Linked DNA regions of Homo sapiens: region 2 is linked to region 1. Evidence: chromatin contacts called from ENCODE Hi-C or POLR2A ChIA-PET data. All regions are on one chromosome and are shown on one strand. Each heading gives the region's core, a stretch centred on a gene start or an enhancer-like site at or near the end of the contact. The rest is flanking DNA. Distances are from core to core; before and after follow the strand shown. Region 1 overlaps CMYA5 (cardiomyopathy associated 5). Region 2 has its middle 100 kb from the start of LINC01455.

What was found. A loop is a pair of places that touch in the nucleus more often than their neighbours do. ChIA-PET counts read pairs that join two places held with the same protein, here RNA polymerase II (POLR2A).
Region 2: a map of transverse colon shows a loop between it and region 1 (2.6-fold over the local background). The contact joins two enhancer-like sites. A Hi-C loop is called at or near these places in 1 of 168 maps with a recorded cell type or tissue (transverse colon). POLR2A ChIA-PET finds 5 or more read pairs at or near these places in 6 of 52 experiments (H1, HCT116, MCF 10A and 3 more).

Annotation. Positions count from the first base shown.
Region 1 is chr5:79,758,366-79,762,979 of GRCh38, reverse strand. It overlaps CMYA5 (cardiomyopathy associated 5), which reads right to left. Exons shown (of 13, transcript NM_153610.5): 7 at 4,078-4,227; 8 at 1,023-1,169. Among named protein-coding and RNA genes, the nearest start is that of CMYA5, 71 kb to the right of the region's middle. Within about 2 kb of position 3,364, at least 4 of the 41 ENCODE cell types and tissues checked have a DNase peak (open chromatin) inside an H3K27ac peak, as active enhancers do.
Region 2 is chr5:79,830,290-79,834,903 of GRCh38, reverse strand. No RefSeq gene overlaps it. Among named protein-coding and RNA genes, the nearest start is that of LINC01455, 100 kb to the left of the region's middle. Within about 2 kb of position 2,746, at least 5 of the 41 ENCODE cell types and tissues checked have a DNase peak (open chromatin) inside an H3K27ac peak, as active enhancers do.

The DNA of each region.
Region 1 (4,614 bases), core at 2,115-4,614:
TTCGGCATGATTCTGTTTTCAATTTTTCATCAGAAAGTGTATTCTGTGTTAAAAACCCAAAAGGGATCAAATATAGATGGTGATGTCTCTCTCCCTTCTCTGCCTTCCACATTGCCCAGTTCTCACCCATCCCCAAACAGCCCCTAATAGTAGCTTCCTATAAATCCCACTAGACTTTCTTTATACATATACAAGCAAATCAAAATAAAGATTCTTTCCCCTGTCCCAGTACACACAAGTTAGCCATGATCTTGTCCTCAGTAGGTGCTCAATAAAGGCTTGTTTTAAAAGGCAAGAGGAAAGGATAAAGGGTAGGAGTAAACTATTTCTTCCCCTGAGGCAGGTTACCATTATCTTAAAGGCAGTGCAGCCTTGGTTTAGGCTTCTTACCCTGTGAAAAGATTTCATCGTGAGAATGCATTTCCAGTTAAATACCACTGCTTAAAACCTTTTGGGGGTTCCCAGCACCCACACGCAGCCCAAGCTTCTTACCTTGCAAACACGGCCTCTCTATGTTAGCCTTTCTTATCTTGTCTTTCCTTTGTTTAAGTCTAAGAAATAATACCAAACTTCTTACAGTGTCCTGCACACTCCATACTGTTTCTTGCCTTGATGCCTCTGCTCATGTCTTTTTCAAGTGGAATATCCTCCTTTAACGCATTACTTCCTATTGATCCTTTAAAGCATTTTCTGCAGGCATCAGTTCTAGGAAGCAGTTCCGATCCTGCCCCTGCCCCAGGCCAACTTGGGTGCCCCTCTGGAGTGTTCTCATAATAACCTGTGTATATCTGGATATGGCCCTTACCACACATTTTCTATGATCCTCTGTTTTTCCATCTCCCCACCTGAGCATGAGCTTCTTGAGAACAGGACCCCAGGCTTAAGTCATCGTTGTATAACCAGCACTTTGCACAACACTCAACACACAATAGGTGCTTAATAAACACTTACTGGCTGATCTCAAGAGTCTGTGAAGAACTGAGCGTTGTCTTCTAATGCACCCTTAGCATCCATCTCCTTACCTGTCCTAAAGATGGCCCTTTCACTGGGCAGGCTACATCCAGTGAAGTTCACAGCCATCACCCACACTTGATAGCATCGGTCAGGTTCCAGATCTTCAAAAATGCAGTAGCTTTCTTTCACTGTCAGTCTGTATTCTTCTACCAACTCTAGCATAAGACACAATTAAAATCGAAGACATCTTCCAAAGTTAATTAAAAGTTATAGTTACTGGAGAAAGTCATCTATGATTTTCTTTCAGTGGAAAATGCAAACTGATAACCTTACAGATACCATTATGTGAAAACCAGCTCCTTAGAATACATGTGAAAGCAACAGCATTCTGAAAAGAGATACTTAGGATGACATAGTAATACTTGTTAACACTTCTCAGAAAATAATAGCATATTAGTAAGATTCTGAGCTTCATATACCACAATTAAAGTAACTTATTTCAGTAGCGAATATTAAAATTACATAATGTATATGTTAGCTTAAATCTCAGTAACACATTCTCAAGAAAATCTTAAGAACCAGTGCCAATATTTCAGAAGAGTATGTCATAAAAAAAGGACAACTTCATGGTTTTTAAACATCTTTACAGATTAGTAAACTATTTTGGTATTCAGTATGACCTTCCAGGTTTCAAATCCTGGTTTCTTCTCATGAATTCCAGAATTCTTTCCACTAGGGATTTCCACAATTTATAGAAATACTTAAATAACTTTGATAGGTCATAAGCTACTCTAAGAAGTAACTTTGTCCAATTAAGACATTTGCCTTCAAAAATTTTAAAAAATATCTTACTTTGAATATTTTAATAGTAAACATTATCCAATACCATTCTGAACAAACCTACCAATTTGGGCCAATTTGATTATTCTCACTGAAATTTTATCTCCTTTAAAACATATGATTTTCTTTGTAAATTTTGCCTATGGTAATTTCAGTTTCCCCCCCTTATGACTCTTGAATGTCACATCTTCAAAACTTTTCCACTTAAGAACCCAGACTGTTTCTTTAAAAGAAAATCGGGAGCTCTTCAACTTAGCAGGCTTCTCAATTGCCTCTCTCCTTTCCAATGAGCTGTACTTTCTGGACAGAAAGTTCAGTTTAAAGAACCTCATAAGGACCTGTACACTGAAGAATATTTCTCCCATATCCCAGAATCTGTGTCTGCAATTTTCACTGGAATCATTCTTTTAGGCAAGGTCCTATGATATGGTTTGGTTCTGTGTCCCCACCCAGATCTCATGTTGAATTGTAATTCCCAGTGTTGGAGGAAGAGCCTGGTGGGAGGTGATTGAATCATGGGGGTGGACTTCTCCCTTGCTGTTCTCATAAATGAGTTCTCAAGAGATCTGGTTGTTTGAAAGTGTGTAGCACTTCCTGCTTTACTCTCTCTCTCTTCCCTGCCAGCCATGGGAAGATGTGCTTGCTTCCCCTTCACCTTCTGCCATGATTCTGTCTCCTAAGGCCTCCTCTGCCATGCTTCCTGTACACCTTGTGGAACTGTGAGCCAGTTAAACCTCTTCTTCATAAATTACCCAGTCTCAGGTATGTCTTTATAGCAGTGTGAGAATGAACTAATACATCCTATTACCCTGGCACTCCCTTTAACAGTGTACATAACATATGTGACTAGAGACCCTACTAAACATGACATGGTATCACAGACTAGATTATCAGATTAGCTAACTGTTATTAACACAGTTCAGGGCACAGAAACAATGAGACACAGGATAGGGAAGTGTTTGGGGTGGGGGTGAAACCCAGTAAAAAAAAAAAAAAAGCAGGCCAAGCAACAACTATTTGATAAGAAGGGTCTCAGAGAGCCATGAAATAGAGCTAGAAATAGATGGAGATGAAGTATGGTGTAACAAAACACACACAGAGACAAACAAACAAAAGAATAAACTTTGGAGCCTGAAAGATGTGTGTTTGACTCCTGCCCCCGGTCATGTACAAGTTGCAAGGCCTTGAGCAAACTATGTAACCTCACATTAGTTTTCTCACTTGCAAATAGGGATAGTAACACTTACTTGGTTGTGCTGTGACAGGCATATGGAAATAGGTCAATAAAACAGGAGTCATGACATTACAGACAGATTTAGCCAACTTTACACCATGCCTATAATTGCTTTTTTAAACTTTTTTCTAAATTAATTATCACATGACATTTCAAAAGACTTAAATATTAGTAATAGTATAATATATTACCATTCATTCCTGATTACAAATTGGGCACCTGAGTTAGGACGCCAAGCCTGCCACATGCTCATCTGTTTTCCATAGTATGTGGGTCTGTCTTCAACAAGCAACACAGAATGGCAGCACTCCCAGCTCTGATTCATCAGGAAGCACAACCTCAAACTGCCTGGCTTCCAGGGCTTATTAGAAGTCCTTCTGAGCTGAGAGATACTTACAGAGGCTCAGCTGTAAGACATACCATCCATTCACCCTACTAAGCACTTTCATTTCTATCCACACATTAATTTGGGACACAGGAAGACTACACCATACCTAGGCCCACGCCCTGGGAACTGTGAACACTGAATGAATCTTGTGGCTTGTTGGTGGCTTTTAGCAAAGACAGACCTGAGAAACTGCCACCCATGACATCCCATGCTTCATTTGCATTCAGGTCATTGTGGAGCACACTGTCCTCTCTATGGCTTCTTCCCTAAAAGTGGAACACGTGACACTTGTCTTTCAGGCTTTCGTACTGTTAAAAACTTTATTTTCCTTGAAACTCTGGTATGTTACCTCCTTTCTCTAAATGAGAACCACTTCATTGCTCCTGTTATTCTGAGAGCTCAAAGCCAAATGTGAATCTCAATTACAATATTTGTGTTGACTATTATAATATTTATGCCATTTTGTTTTCCCTGATCTTGATTCCCAAATTTTGCTTCTGTAGTTATTATTTCATTATATGGTTGTTGGGGTTTTGTTGTTGTTTTGTAAATGGCTATAAATGCTTTGTGGGAAGAGTCATAATACAGGTGTATATTTAAATACTTCACATGAAGATGCATGAATATGCATATGCATTTGTATTTGTGTTAGCAATCCTACCATTTACTTCTTGATCATCTTGTGGCTCCTCCATGCAGTAAACCTGAAATGAATCAATGACATCTTCCTTGTTCATGCTCCAGTAAACTGCAATTGTTGTGCTGGTGGCAGAATTTGGTTCCTGAGGTTCTAATCTAGGAGGCTGTGGAACTGGAATATAAACAAGTTTTATTGTAACTAATGCTGTTTTTATTAATTTTTTGGGCACAAGTTACTTATGCTTGTTGAAAAATATTCAAAGAATACAGAAATACATAGTATAAAAGTAGAAGGGCTCTCTTGTTCCCCCAAACCCCCAACCCCAATTATATTTTTTTATTTTTTATTTTATTTTAATTTTAACTTTAATTTAATTTTATTTATTTATTTTTGAGACTGAGTCTCACTCTGTCACCCAGGCTGGAGTGCAGTGGCACGATCTCGGCTCACTGCAACCTTTGCCTCCCAGATTCAAGCGATTCTTCTGCCTCAGCCTCCCAAGTTGCTGGGATTATAGGCGCCTGCCACCACACCTGGCTAATTTTTGTATTTTTAGTA
Region 2 (4,614 bases), core at 1,497-3,996, 73 kb before region 1:
CAAATGAGCAAACACCTTATTATTAAGAACCATCTGCAGAAACTCCCGTGGAGCAGCTCCAAGGTCAAAGCTATCTGTTCTGCCTCATACACAAAACAGCCGACAGGCAGGCAGAATAGGAAATCATAGAATCATAAAAAGTTTGGGCAAACCATAGTACCTTCTTTTCAACTGAATATAAAAGTAAGAGTTCTCTCTGCAACGCAGAGACAATCTTCAAACTCAGAACATTTGTGTGTGTTTAACAGAAACAACAATGATCATGTTGAGTTGGCTGGGGCGGTCAGGAAAAATCAACAGCAGCCCTGAGACTCATTCTTGGCACTTTCCTTCTCTTTGATCCCAGATTTTCATTTTTCAAAAAGTGCCATCTGTTCTTCCTGTAACTTTCATGTTGGAGAAAAATAATTTCAATTCTTGAAATTGTGTGTTTTCTCCTTCTTTCCCCCTGCCTGATCCCTCTGTCTGCGCAGATGAGGGAGGGATTCAAGAGGTGAGTTTCTATTAATAAGCCTGTGTGACTAACTCCCACCAGGAGAGGATGGGCCTGTGATGCTGGGCTATTAAGCAAAGTTATAAGTAAGATATACCATGGGATTTGCTTTAGGTTGCCAAGAGACCTCTCTGTGGTGATGGAAATGCTCTCTGTCTCTGTGGCCCAATACTGTAGCCATGGGTGATTACTGAGCAATTGAAATGCAGCTAGTGCAGCTGAAGAACTATGTTTTTAGATGTATTTCATTTTAATTAATTTAAATTTAAATGTAAGCTACCAAATATCTAAATAGGTGTCACAGTTTAGGGGATTAATTGTGCATGTGCGTGTGTGTGTGCACGCTCTCTTGCGCACCTGCACACACACACTAGGGGAGGCTTCAGGGGAGATGAGCAGCAGGCTCAGGGATCCTACAGCAGCAGGCTCTGACCCTCTCCCTCCTCTACTGGTCTTCACTTGGTCCATGGTCCTTCCACAAACCACCACCAATTGCCCAAACCCCTCATGAAGCAGTTTCTTCCAGCATATGGCCACAAAGCTTTTTTTTTTTCCTTAATGAATGTAGCTTCCATGTACTCTTGTTATGTGGGCTCTCCTGATCTAACTACAGTCTTCAAGCCTACTAGCTTAAAAAAATTAGCTTCGTCTAAGAGGCTACCTCCAATCCAAACCATTAAGCATTTTGTTGAGAAGGAATGGGAGGTCAAGTGTCAGCCCAGAGAGAAAGAGTGCTATAATCCATTAGTAACGTCTGCTGTGGCTGCAGGCAAGGGCAAGGGCAGGGTGAATAACTGCCAACCCCACAGTCAATCCTTGCTGTAGCTTTGCTTCACAAGCTAGTGAACTAATTAGCTTCATTTATCCAGTCTATTCTGTATTGGGACTGCTGGGCCTACATGTTTGGATTTATTTTACAGCACGTAGCCTCTGATTTTCTTTCTCTTTTTCCCTGAGTGCCTTCCCACCTAGGCAATCCTTCGCCATACCCCACCCCCAGTATCTGTGACATTTTTAAGTCTCTTGGCAAGATACCACTAAGGTATGTAAGTAATTCATGTAAGGTTTAATCTTTTGCTAAAGAAAGTATAAACGAGGCCAGGGAGATGTAATTCGGGAAATGGAAATCAACTCTCCCACGAGTTTACCACTCTGGGCTGAAAGAACTCAAAGCAATCGACTCCTGGTTTTCCCCAACTCAGCATCATCTATGACTTTACACCTTTCAAAAGTGCTTGGTCATCATCTCATTGGATACTCATTGCTGACATAAAAAGGGCAAGTCACGTTTTCTAGATGAAGAAACAAAGGCTCAGGATGGACAAATGCTTCACTCTTAGTCACAGGGTCAATTTTATGTTTGGAGGAAGACTCCCAGATAGGATCCAGCACTAGGGATCATGTCTGGTTGACTGACAGAGGCCCTGCTAGGAGATGACCTGAATGAGGATCATTTTTGTTGAAAGAATGGGGAGAGGATACATTCCTCTTGGAGGACAGCATGGTGTCTGTGTCATGTGTTAGCCCTGGAGCTGACTCCATGGCCCTGTGTCCAAAACTTAGGGAGGAAAGGGCTCCAGGAAGAAACTCAGGAAAGGGCTCAGCACACTGTTTCTGAGTGCAGGTAATGAAATGTGTCCACAGTGCTGGAAGTAGGTGTTCTTCCCAGATTTGTGTGGAACTGAGGGAGCTTGTTTGCCCCCTCCACCATGTGAGTACTCAGCAGGAAGGCATCATCTATGAAGCAGAGAGTGAGCCCTCACCAGACACTGAATCTGTTAGCACTTGGATCTTGAACTTCCCAGCCTCCAGAACTGTGAGCAGTAAATTTCTGTGGTTTGTAAATTATCCAGTCTCAGGTATTTTGTTAAAGCAGCCTGAATGAACTAAGACACACAATAATAAACAGAAACATGAAAGTCAGAGATTAATTTTAAAATGTCATCCAAGCTCTTCCAAGAGGATCCTACCTGCTGCCGTTGAGGCTGTGTAATCAGACCTGCAGCATGGTCTGAGGCAGAAGGATGCAAGTTAAGGAGTAGATATAAAGCACAGCACTTCTATAGAATCCCCACTTGCTTGCGGTAATGATATCTTCTCAAAGAAAAACAAAAACAAACAAACAAACCTGGATGCCTTAGTAGTGGGCCAAAGAGAGATCCTAGAGGAACAAGCATCCACACACTATATTGTTTGGCTATCAGACTGATGAAAAGTAGGTCACAGTAATGAACACCAGCCTGCACTCAGCTCGTGGCCCTCTGTGCCCAGCTGAGGCCAGGAAGTCTGTCTTCATTGCTTCCAGGGAAGCTTGCCAGGCTCCCAACACAGGATACTCAACAAATACTTGTTAGCTGATTACCTAATTTTAAAGTTTCACGCATTTACATTTTTCAAGGCAATTTGGCAAAGGAAATCAAGTAACTATTTTTGGTTTCTCTTTAGGTTACACTTTATTCTGCACAATTTTGAGCCAATACAGTAAGAATATATAATTACATATGGGATAGTTTTAGCAACTTTGCAGAAGATGAACTTCCTGCCACTGGTATTCAGGTTCTGATGCAGAAGACACAAAAAGAAGGCGTTTGAAGTGAACGGTTCACAGTTCTAGACAGTGTACCCTCAATCCATGTTTGATTTTCTCTCCACCCATTTCCATGTCTTCTCCTTTTTCCTGTGGGGAGGCGGGGCCCAGCAGGATCTAAGACAGTTTCCCCTGACTCATGGCTGCAGCAGCTCTGAAAAATTATTTTCCTTCTGCACCTCCATGAATGGAGGAGCAAGGAGAATTACCATCAGAGTCAGACCAAGGCGTGAGCCTCTGGGGACGATGTCTAGGACAAGGAGGGGGAGAGGAGCTCTTGATTTCCTGCCTCTTGACTCTTCACCCCACAAAATAAATGACCCCCCATTGACCTGGAGGCAACTCCCCAGGAGAAGCAGGAGTGCCTGGGACCTGCACGCCGTTGGAAGGCGTTGCCTGCTGCTTGGTCCTCAGCCTGTTGGTCTTTTACCCTCTCTCCAAATTTAAAAACTCTTCACTTTCACTTTATCTTGGATTTTTTTCTTTTTATTTTATAGTGTTTACAATTCTTACGATATTGTTAGCTTCACTTACTAACATGTTTTTAACTTTCGCCTCAATGGCTCTTGGTTTTTATTTTAATCATGTATAGCTTCATTTTTAGGTTTTTAATCTTTATTGGAGTCCAGCCATTTATCTTATTTTAAATCTCATCTAGTTGTATCTTGTCTTAAAAAAAAAAAAAAACTCAATGTTCTTTCATTGGGATTTTAACTCTTCTTCCAACTTCATAGATTAAAAATTTCTTAAATTTTACTTTTTGAACTTGAGGCCTTTTATTTCTGTCATTTTAAAAAACAAACTTATTTTTAGGTTTTTTTCTTCCTTTTTTATATTGAAATATTAAACAAACTTGCTTATGTTAAAGCTTATTTTTAAATGTCTTTTCTTGTTTAAAATGTTTGGCTTTCAGCCCATCTTAACTTCTTAGTTTTCTTTGATTATAGGATTTAAATCTTCCTTATTACCTTTGAGTTCTTCTTTTTTTTTTTTTTTTTTTTTACGTTCCATGATGTCTCTTTCAAATGGTGGGCAGAAGGTACAGCCTCTGCAGTGTCGATAGTGGGGAAGCCCCAACACAGAAAGCCACTTTCCCTCCAGCTGACTCTGCAGGCTCCCCCCATTCTCCTAACACAGCGACCAACCCAGTTCAGGGGACTTGACCAAGTTCCTCTCCCCGCTGGCTGGAGAGACCCTCAGGTTATTCCCCCACCCTGCCCCCAGGCAGGAAGTCTCATTGTACAGATGGAACCTCAGGAAAAATAAGCCCATGGGCCCCCTTTCTGCCTCTCCTGTGAGGATCTATGGGGCATGGGATTGTGTCTGACTCAACTTCCCCAATCTTCTCTGCTCTGCCAGGGTTGAATAAAATGACTGGGTCAACTCTCAGAGCCCTACTGGACTGATAAGATGTTGACCCTTGGAGAGTTCCCTCCAAATCTCCTTTGAGTCCCTTTGAAGGAAAGCCCCAGGGAAGGCTGTAGTCTCTCTGAGGGGAATGCCCTCAGAGAGGGCAATCTGCCTGATTTGCAGA